Linked DNA regions of Homo sapiens: region 2 is linked to region 1. Evidence: chromatin loops called from intact Hi-C (ENCODE). Cell type or tissue: breast epithelium. All regions are shown on one strand. Each heading gives the region's core, and the rest is flanking DNA. Links, peaks and the distances in the headings are about the cores only.

What was found. A loop is a pair of places that touch in the nucleus more often than their neighbours do. Peaks named below come from ENCODE experiments on the same cell type or tissue, not always from the same donor. Only the 100,000 strongest peaks of a DNase experiment are listed, where the experiment ranks them.
Region 2: it touches region 1 in a loop (5-fold over the local background); 1 of 110 quality-filtered maps calls a loop at or near these places.

The regions. Positions count from the first base shown.
Region 1 is chr2:240,322,876-240,328,240 of GRCh38, reverse strand. No RefSeq gene overlaps it. Among named protein-coding and RNA genes, the nearest start is that of GPC1, 110 kb to the left of the region's middle. RefSeq lists an enhancer at 2,062-2,961. In breast epithelium, for the core only: no CTCF peak of the experiment used is centred there; a DNase peak (open chromatin) is centred at 2,416; H3K27me3 peaks cover 1,242 bases.
Region 2 is chr2:240,209,968-240,215,332 of GRCh38, reverse strand. It overlaps LOC107985836 (a long non-coding RNA gene), which reads left to right. Exons shown (of 3, transcript XR_001739238.1): 3 at 3,714-3,931. Among named protein-coding and RNA genes, the nearest start is that of OTOS, 72 kb to the right of the region's middle. In breast epithelium, for the core only: no CTCF peak of the experiment used is centred there; no DNase peak of the experiment used is centred there.

The DNA.
Region 1 (5,365 bases), core at 282-5,281:
TAATACTGAGGGATTGCAAGAGGGAATGAGGCCTTTAACAGGATTTCTCCTGTGAAAGCAGCTTTGGACAGACGGGGTGCCTCTGCATCCACGAGGGAAAGGCTCCAGCTGTCTGCAATGTTCTTTGTGCAGGGATGTTTGCTCAGACACCCAGGGTCATGGGTTGAATGGTGTCCCCCAAAAAGATATGTTGAAGTCCTAATCCCCAGGACCTGCGAATGTGAACTTATTTAGAAATAGGGTATTTGCAGATGTAAGTTAAGGTTTTGCAGATGTAAGTTTGCAACTGGATTTTGGGGTAGGCCCTAAATCCTATTGTTATGGGATCCTTGGGGTGTCGCTTCACCAGCTGGAAACCTCTGTGGCCAGTGGTGCCTTTGCCTGAGTTTTGCTCAGGCCCGCTGGGCCCACTCAGCCTGGAAGGCTGTGCTCAGCTCGTGCTACTGGCCTGGATCCCAGGCCTGCCAAAGGCGAGCAGAGTGGCGAGGGGTGTGTGAGCGAGTGAGCGTGGGGTCCAGTGGCGCCCAGAAGCTTAAAGATGCCAGGAACTGCAGAGTCCTAAAGAGGGTGTCACAGTCCTGGCTCAGGGAGTGGAGTCCTCACGTGCTGGAGGAGGTAGAAGCTCTGCGAGGCCTTTTTAATAAGGGCACTAATCCCATTCATGAGGGTGGAACCAATCTCCTCCCAAGGGCCCCACCTCTTAATACCAACACAATGGGGATGAGGTTCCAACCTAGGAATTCTGGAGGGACAGCAATATTCACAGCACAGCACAGCCACAAGTCAAGCCCAGAAATGCCAGATTCACCAGAAGCTGAAAGACGAAAGGAAAGAGTCTTCTCTCGAGCCTTTGGAGGGAGCGTGGCCCTACTGATGCCTTGATTTTGAACTTCCCGCCTTTACAATGTGGCAGAAGCCACACAGTTCGTGGTAATTTGTTACAGCAGACCTGCGGGACTGATACAGACATGCGGAGTAAAATGTCAACACTTTTCTGAAGACTGGGGAAGATGTTGTAATGCAGTAAGAACGTGTTAAAATGAGAAAAGTGATCGTTTAGGTTAGAATTGCGTACTTTAATGTCAGCCTGGCTGAAGAACTTTGCCAGTGCTGCGGGGAGTGATTACTACACATGCTTGGTTCCCACGGCGGGGGCTCCACCAAAGGCCAGTCTGGCAGCACCTGAAATGGGGCTGAGCGCTGGGCAGCATTTCAGCGCTGATCCTCCTTCAGACAGTGTCATCCATGATCCCAGGTCAGGGTGCTGACAAGGACAGTTAATGGATAAGTAGATTTGCTGGAGGGCAAATATTGTCCTTTTGGCTTATTTAAATTTTCTGTTTTTCTTTGTGAAAGAATATGAGATCTTTCCAAATGATAAAAAGGCAATAGCCATTACTTTCATGCATGTACATATTTGCTTATTTATTTATTTAGAGACAGGGTCTTGCTCTGTCACCCAGGCTGGAGTGCAGCTCGAGCACAGTGGCACTGTGCACATAGCTCACTGCAGCCTCATCCTCCCAGGCTCAAGCAATCCTCCTGCCTCAGCTTCCTGAGCATCTGGCACTCCAGGGGCACACCACCATGCCTGGCTAATTTTTTGAAAATTAAAACCAAAAATTCATAAGGATGAGGTGTCACCATGTTGCCCAGGCTGCCATTACTTTGAAATAACAAGGCAAAATTGAAAAATGCCCCAGCGTGGTTTTCTCTGCCTTTACTCGGTCACGTGGATAGAAACTTCCATGGCACAGGGGCTGTTCTCAGGGACGAGGCTCCCAGGAAGCCAATTAGTGTTTCCTTCCCCTTCAGCCACATTCCTAGCTAATGATGCTGTTAAGTACCAGCCTTCTCCCTGCTCCCTTACTGTTCTGAATCACATTGCTGGCTTTAAAAGTGTTTAATGTATACCCAAACCTTTGCTTTCATCTTATGCATTAAAAGCAGAAATGTTATATTTTTAAGAGAGACATCAAAAAGGGAAGATGTGAGGATGCAACAGGCTCCCCTTGCTCCAGAATCCCCCGAGAGGCTGATTCTCTTCTGTACGTTGTCTTCACTTTGGCTGCAGTGGCCTCTCACAGCTCCCATCAGTGGACCTGAAGGGGCTTCATCTCTTGACCTGGGGCCAGGAGCTCTGCATGCAGAATGACAGAGGACCCTGGAGAGGCCAGACGGCCATTCACTGTGGGCCTTGTCAGTGTCTTTCTTCACCCTGGGTTTTACTGAAACTCTCTAAAAATAAGCAAAGATTTCCAGGGAAATCAGCTGCCTCTGGAGGTGTGGACACCTGAACTACTTTAGAAAGTACCAGGACTGCTGTCTCTGAAACCAGAGAGGCAGGACAGTGGCGGGGCACCCCCTGACTTCACAGGGGCCACGTGGTCAGGGCTGGCGAATTGGCCAGGTGCCAAGGTGGCCTTGTGCCAAGGACTGTTGTGGGTGGACACCACTCTCAGTGCACGCTGGCCATGCCGTGCAGTGTTTTTGGAAATGAAGAGCGGTTCATTTCCTCCCACCTGAGGAAGTTCAGCCACTCAGGTGCAGAGAGGGCCTTGCTGAATCCACTGAGCTCTGTCAGTTGGAGCCGGTCTGGGTGTGGAAAGAGATGGGCAGACAGCCATGGAACCCGTGATCTCTGTGCATCCTCATCCATGCAAGCCCTGCCTCTCAAATTCCAGGGTTTGGATCCTTGGTGAGCTTCCTCACAGAGCACGTGGGTGCAGAGCGTGGCTGGGTCACCTGCCTGCGTGCACAGTGAAGCTGGGCCGGGGTTGCAATTTATTCTCACCAGAGGGGACCCAGGGCATGGCTGCCTTTGAGGGGTCATGACAAAGGCAGTGTCACTGTCAGAGTCAGGATGCTGCCGGAGTGCTGGGGAGGGAGCGGGGAAGCAGGTGATTCAGCCCCCATCCAGAGTCAGGGAGCCCGCCCTTGTGACGATGGGATTGGGGGTCAGGCTCGATGGGAGGGAGGCGTGCCTGATGACAGGCTAATGCCAACCAGGGAGGGACCGATATGTCAACTGAGAGCCGTCTGAAGAGCAGCTTAGTCTAGACCTGAAGATAGCATCTACAGACCTTTCAAACTTGATTAAGACACACCTGCCACGCGAAGCAGGTGGACAGCAGACATGAGCGCCTTAAGACACAACGTGCTGACATCCGCAAAGGGGCCAGCAGAGCCCCAAGGGGACCTCTGTTCCTGGGCCAGAAGGAGCCTTTCCCTAGAGAAGGTCATTCCTCGGCTCCATCCCCCATAGAACAGTGCAGGAGAGTCACGCATCCCCGCTAACACCCATCAGCTGGTGAACGCTTCTCCCAGATACATCTCTACCAGGCTGCAGCAGCGTGGGTGCTGCTGTCCCATGTGCCGGTGGAGGGCCTGAGTGTCGCAGACCAGCTCACTGAAGGTTTCTGGCAGCCCGCCTGGACGCAGAGAGCACTCTGAACCAGCGCCTCGAGCAATGCTGTGCCCCGTGGGCGACCCATGGAGCCAAGGGGTGGAGGTAGGAGAGGCTCCTCTTATCCCCATCCACAGCATTGGTTTGGTGACGGGTATATCTTCTCCCCACGACTCTGAGCTTTTTAGATTGTAAAGTCCTGGCTCTGGAGGGGTCGTGCTTCCGTGGGAGACACAGCACAGGTCTCATTCAACTTCATGGGTAGCTGCCACCAGGTCACATCTGGCTTCTGAGCTAAGAGGCCAGCAGGCCGGGGAGAAAGCCCCACACTGGCAGGGCCTGGAGGAGGCAGAAGGCGGAAAGGAGAGAGCATGGGGCATGTCCTGGCACGGTGGGAGTGTCAGTGCATGAACGGCATGACGAGGGCAGCCTCTAATTCCCCCCGGGAGCCGCCTCTCTCACGGAGCTGCTGTCCAAGGGTGGAGGGATCTGGAGTGGGAATCTGCAGCTGGTCCCACTGAACCCTCTGCTGTGAGTTTCCCGGGTAAAGAGACCCGCCAGGGCATGGAGGAGCTGCTGGCACCCGGGCCCCACTGCTGTTTGAGGGATGTGGGGACTGTGATGGATGGTGTGGTGCCCGGCCTGGGGCCCCGAAGGGCCGAGGGGCTGGGAGTCGCTGCTGATGGCTCACAGCCAGGCTGTCTTGGGACGCCTTTTGCCCTTCCCGAGTGTATGCCTCCGCCTGGGAACGCTCCAGCCAATGGCTAATCTATGCGGTGGTCTGAAGGCCTGGCCCCTTGCCCCAGTTGGAGACCCCTCTGAGGGCAATTCCAGCTTCCCAGCTCCCAGGGTCGGCCGAGGCTGGGGCTGCAACGGCATTGCAGGTGAGCGTCTCCTCTGCCCTCTGCTTCCCGAATTCCCTCGCAAAGGCCATTCTCCAAAGCATCCCCACAGGCCTCCCGCACAGAAACACCCAAGCCGGGATCACCGCCCAGGCACAGCGGCAGGGGAGGATTCAGCCAACCTTGTCCCATCCCGGCCCCTTCCCCTCCTTGCAGAGTGATCATATCAACCTTTCCTCTGTCAGCCTTTGCAGCCTGGTTTCTTCCTCCCAGGTTTTTACTGAAACGCTAAAAATGAGCAAAGATTTCCGTGAATGTCAGTCCTCTAAGAGGCACGTCTGCGTTATTTCTGCTGCCTTCGCTTTGGGCAGTGACTGGCTCTCGCTGACAGTGGTTCTCCCAGACTCCTTTTCCTCCACCTCCTCATTCCTTTCCGGATTCACTCTCACTTCTTCAAGGCAGAAAATGGTTACGTGCTGTTCTGTGACCAAAACTAAGTCCTTTTAATTAGTATGTTTATGTATTTCTAAATTTGGAAATAAATTAAACGGTTATTTCTGGGGATTCAGTCCTTATTAGTCCCAGAAGAACCGGGAAGTGCACAGCTTTCTGTTTTGCCTGGAACGTCCACTCTGTGTTTCTCCTTGTGCCGGGCACGGTTTGCTCTCTCCCAGGCCGCAGCGCTCTTCCAGATGCCCCTGCAGCCCAGCGCTCTCAGCCGCCCCTTCCAGCCCAAGTCCCTCCTCGGCACGTCGGGTCTGATGGCGGTGGCGGAGCCTGGACTCCCGGCGGGGCCTCCACTGCCCTCCGGTAGGGAGGGGCGGGCCGACTTGGGGCTTATTGGATGCCCCGTCATTTCGTCTCCCGGAGTCCTCTTGTTTCACCGCAGCAGGTGCATGTGTAACGTTTTGGAAGGCACCTGGGCAGTCCTGGCACGCCTTTATTTTCCCCATCCTTGACGGGCAACGTGGCTCAGCCCAGAATGTTAGACTGTAACTTCTCTTTCTTCACTCTGAGCACGTGGATCTTTGTGGGGGCGTCGGGCGCTGCTGCACAGGGAGCTGGGCTGTCCGTCCATCCTCGCGCTCCGGGCCCTCGGCTCCCTCCTGCCTCCAGC
Region 2 (5,365 bases), core at 224-5,223, 110 kb after region 1:
ATGGGTCCTGACCCGCAGGAAGGCGGCACACTGAGTTGGAAAGAGTCTGCGGGGAACCAGGGTACCAGACACTGACGCTCCCACCAGGCCTTCCACCTGCTGCACAGCTGTGCATGAACTGGGCGCCCGGCCCACACCCAGGGCCCGAAGCGGCTGCAAACCAGACCAGACAGAGGCCATGGTTTCCTGGGCCACAGCTGTGAAACACGTGTTCAGGTTAACTGTCCGAGCTCACAGTCCAGCAGCAACCCGGCTTCCCCAGCTTGGTGCTTGGAGACCCGGCCAGAGGCGGCAAGCAAGCTGGGAGCCATCTTGTCAGGCAGTGAAGGTGCCCGAGTCAGCTGGTGGACTGTGAGGCCAGATCTGGGCTGCATGGCCTCCGAGGACCCTGCAGTGCCCTCTCTCATATCCGGGGGCACCCTGGAGTTCCTCCCCAAGGACGTGCTTGAAGCTCCAGGCCCGTCCCGGCTCAGATCCACCATGGGCTCCGCATCTGTATCTAGTCAGGAGGCCACAGCCAGGGGTCAGCCAGCCTCTCTCTGCCTAGTGAGAAAAGGAAAAAAGCTTTTATCCAAGGAATGTAGTCTTTTGACACTGTCAGTCCCAGAAAGACGTTAAGATGAGACAGCAGTCACATCCTCTCCCGCTTTGAGCTGTGTGTCCACCTCTTGAAGCTGCTTGTGACCGCTGCAGCAGCTGTAAAGTAACCTAGTAATGCCACACTGGACGCTGTAACTCATGCCCTGTAGCTGAACAGTGGATAGCCAATCACTCACCAATGTGGTTTCCGTAAGCCAATGGGAATTCCCAACAAACAACTCTCTGTCCCCCTTTTTCGTCTTTAAAAACCTGCCTGTAATAAAGGCCGAATAGGGCTCCTATCCAAGCTGCTTCAGTCCGAGTCTTCCAGGCAGCTGCCCTCACCTCAGCTCAAGTCAATCTTTCAGCTACATTTTATGCCTCAGCCTCTTCCTTTTAGGTGGTCACCAGCATCCCTGCAGATGGGAGCCAGCTGCGGCTGTGTCCCGAGGCAAGGGCAGGCAGTGCCTTCAGGCTGGGTGAGAGGGGACATCTCCAGGCAGGCTCCTGCTCTCAGGCCGAGCTGGCCAGCATGGCTGGAATGCTGATGAGGAGAGCAGGAGCTGGACTCACTGAATGCTAATGAGAGGCAGACAGCACCTCCGTGCATGGCAGGCCCGCGCCAGGCCGCTCTGAGGGATACCCTGGTCAGTACCCCAGAGGTCATGTCTGGGTTCTTATCTGTTGAAAGACTGGGAAGTGGCTGTTCGTTCAAGGAGCTGGTCGTGTGGCCTGGCCCGGGATCCTGTGCTTGCCTGCTCTCTCACAGCACTGGTGAACGCCCACGTGAGCGGTGTATTCCTGTCTACACAGCAAGCAGCCTGTGAGGGGTGCATTCATTTTTACACAGTGAGCGCCCTGTGCTACGTCTTGATCACTATCCAAGCGGAATTCTGTGCCCTCCCGACTGCTCAGTCAGACTCAGCATGGTGAACAACCAGCTGATCGAAACAAATCACATCAAGGTCAGAAGCAGGCAGCCCAGGTGCCCCTGCTGCAGGCAGGTCTGTGTAGCGGGTTTACCATGCCCCGGGCTCCATGGGGCCAGGTGCTGGGAAATCCAGTGGCCTGGAGAGGAGCCCCCAGGATCCCCCCGGAGAGGCTCAGAGGGGCTGGGGGGGCTTGGAGGGGCTGGGCCTGGCTGAAGAACCACCCCCAGTGGCCCCTTTACCACTCCCAGTGACCCCTTTGCTGCTCTCTGTGTCCCCCCTTCCTGGTCTTGACAGTCCCTGCATGTGTTGGGGAAACATCTGGATGCACGAACCCCAATTCCTTTTGTCCTGTAAAACCTCAGACTTCTGTCATTAAGCCACGCCAGTGACACCAGCCATTACCTCCTGTGAGGCATGCTGGCCACGTACAGCCGCCTCCCGGGACGCAAGCCAGTGCTCTCTGCTGCAGCTCCTTCACATGTTTCAAAATGAGGTCTGGTATTTCAAGGACTAAGGCTCCTTCACCCTAGGCCAGTCCCCATAGGCCTTGGCTTATGGGAGCAGAGGGCTCGGACACAGCACTAGACCCAGATCTGGAGACAGAGCTGGGAGCAGCCTCCTACTCCCTGGTGGGCAGGATCCCAGGTGCAGCTGCCTAGCAGCTGGGGACCCCAGGGGGACAGAGGCCCAACTCTCCCTCCCTTGGACACACTGGGTCCAGGAATAGCAAGACCCTCCCCTCACACAGGGACAATATTCTCACAGGCAGTTTTTTTAAATCTGTGAGCTGAAATCATGCCAGGTGATTCCAGTTGACTGGGAGTAAGGTTGGAGCGTTCTCCCTACCCCCCTCCTGTGCGGCTAAGAGGGTGCTGACCGTCTCCCCTGGGCCTGGTGACCAAGCCAGCCTTGTCCACCCTGAGCTCCGGTGCACCTGTCCGGGGGAGACAGCAGGCTACCCTACGGCCCACTGAGGGCTTGCTTTGTTCTGGGGCGAGATCCCTGAACAACTTCTTTTAATAATGGAATTGTTAAGGAAAACACACATCCATTACTCTGAGTGAAGGGAAAGACTAGAACTTCGGAGAGCAGGGGGTGTCCTGGGGGTTTCCCTGAGAAACGCTGCTTATCCGAGGTCATTCTCTCGAGGGCATGGGGCTGGGTGGGGAGGCTGCCGTGCTGGACACATTGGCCTGGAGATCCGGAATCGTCCAGGAGCCAAGGGCAGAGACCCCACGGCTTCCCTGTGGCTGCCCCTCTGGAGCTTCCAAGTGCAGGTTGTGGTGGATGGGAGCCCCCGCCTCAGGGGCGGCCCACCCCAGGAAAGGCCCAGCCTCCCTGCAGGACCAAGGGAGGTCCTGACACTGGGGCCTGAGGCTGCTGGCTGAGGCTCCAGGCCCTGGCCAGGCAGGTGTGGCTTGGAGAGTGGCTCAGTACCGAGCACAGGTGCAGTTTAACCGCCTATGATGAAGCTTCTCCTGGGCCCAGGGATGAGCAGGGAAGGGGAGGGTCATTCAAGCAGATACTCAAGAAACGGGGGCCCAGGTTTGGCTCTCGGGATGCAGCAGCTTGTTGACCCCTGACCCAAGGCACTCCAGGAGGCAGGCCAGGCTGCCTGGGGTGGCCACTTTGGGAGGGACTTACTTTTTCCCACTGTGACCCGGGGGCTATTCCTGTGGGGCCTCAGGAGGACATCCCCATCCACACCAGCCACCTCTTGTTTTCCAGAACCCCATGAGACCCTCTTGTTTTCCAGAACCTAAGGTCCCTGGAGAGCCAACTGGGCCCTGCAGAGAAGCCCCCCCGGCAGGGCACAGCCACATCCTGGGCTGGGTGCAGCCGCGCGTGACTTTCTGGAAGACTCTCCTCCCCAGCCCTGGCCTTACTGCCCTGGGGAGGGAGGTGGGCGGCTGCCTGCTGAACATACTCCACCTGTCCATTTCAGCAGGGTCAGCAGAAACGCTTCCAGGAAAATCAACCCAGCCATCTCTGCCACACTCTGGAACCTAGGGCATAGGGCCGTCAGCCTATCCGGAGGTGCAAGTACAGCTGTCAGCCTGTCTGGAGGTGCACGTCACCCCTGGGCAGCTTGCGGGGGGACAACTTGCTCAGAGCTGGGGCCAGGTGCCCTGCTTGCTGCCCCTTCTCGTGTCCTGACAGCCGGGCACAGGCACCAGCTCCTCCCCTTTCTCCTCTCCCCAGGGCTTTGCCTGGTCCTGAGTCAGGAAAGAAGGTGAAAAACAGGCAGTGGGGAAGACCACTGCAGAGGCGAGACCCACACCACACCCCCTGCTGGAGTTTTAAGGACAGAGTCCCCTGCATTCTTGGGCCCACAGGACCATGGTCTCACCCCTCTCTGCATCTCTTTGGAACCCTTCGTCTCTCATCTTCAGAACAGTCACTGCTTTGTAGTGGGGCCTGAACTCTTTGGTGGAGAACCAGGACGAGGGCACCTCTGTGGCCTGGGTACCACGCCTGACTGTGCCCTCCTCCCCTGTGGCCAGTGACCCTCACTGCGTAGTAGTGGAGCCGTCCTTGAACCTGGGAGGAAAGGCCAACTCAGTGTTCCAGGAGTCGCTGGCCCCTTGCTCCAGCCAACCACCCCACACCCCCACTCATTGCAAACGTATGGGAGGGGCTGCTGCTATTGGCCCCACCTGTGCCAAGGAGAAAAAGCAGAATGACACTTCACACAAAGTTTCGAGAAGTCATGCCAAGGTCAATGCAAGGATATGGAGAAGAAAATACTGGCTAAGACTGGAAATTCAAGGGGGGACCCCTCTGTCCATGAAATGCAGATTCCTGCAAGGGGTGGGGCCACACACTGCATTCAGCAAGGGTTTCCAATCTCCACCCAGGGACGCTGTGTAGACTGAACATCAGGCACGTGCATAAACCTTCCTTTTCAGCCAGAAGTTTCCTTCTACTTTGCTTGGGGCCAAGGCCTCGAGAGTCACGGCTTCCTCACCTGTCTGTTCTTCCTCAGAAGGTCGCTGCAGACTGCCCCCACCCCTGTGCTCTGTGCCATTGCCACGAGGGCTGAGGGTCCCCTCAGCAGGCAATAGGGTTCCACGGGGCCCCATCTGGGGGCGTGGCTGGCTCCCCAGGTGAGCCGGTGCATGCTGGACACAGCTGTCTTCTGCTGCGGCCAACAAAGGTCCCTGGGAGATCAGGCCTGTCAGTGGGCACAGACCGAGAGGTACAGTCATCCCCTGCCCCACTTAGTACCTGCCTAGTATCCCACACCCCTGTGCCTTCTGCCCTCAGCCCTGGGATCCAGAGACTCAGGCTGGCCCATAGTGCAGGGAAAGGGGAACCTCAGTGCACCAGCCCTGCCCTCCATAGAGAACGGGGCTGGGGCGGGGCTGCAGTGAGGGCTGTGACGGGATCCTGGGCAGCAGCACCAGAAGAGGTTTGGGTGCCATGAAGGGGTGGTTGGATGGGGGCACAAGGCCCCTCGCGGGGTCAGCTCGGGTTTTGCCGAGCACAGACACACACGGGCAGGGTTTGCCCAGTCAGTCGGTGAGCTAAAACAGGCTGCACTAGGCACTGAGTAGGGGCGGGGTGGCGGGGCTGTGGCCACTTGGAGGTCTGCTCAAGGCCTGGGGGCCTGGAAGGTAGAATCTGCATAGACATGGGGACAAGTGGGAGCAGCAGAACCCCCCAGAAGGTCAGGGGAGAGCTGCCCCAGAGGGTCCTGGTGGAAGCTTAGACTGTGGGCACAGCACCTCAGGAGCAGGTTTTCGGATGTGTTTTCTCCAGATACAGCAGGTGTATATTTATCAAAACTCTTCGTATATTTATTTGAAAAGGTATTTGTTGATCACTGTCTCTCTTGCTGCAGCTGTGAGAAG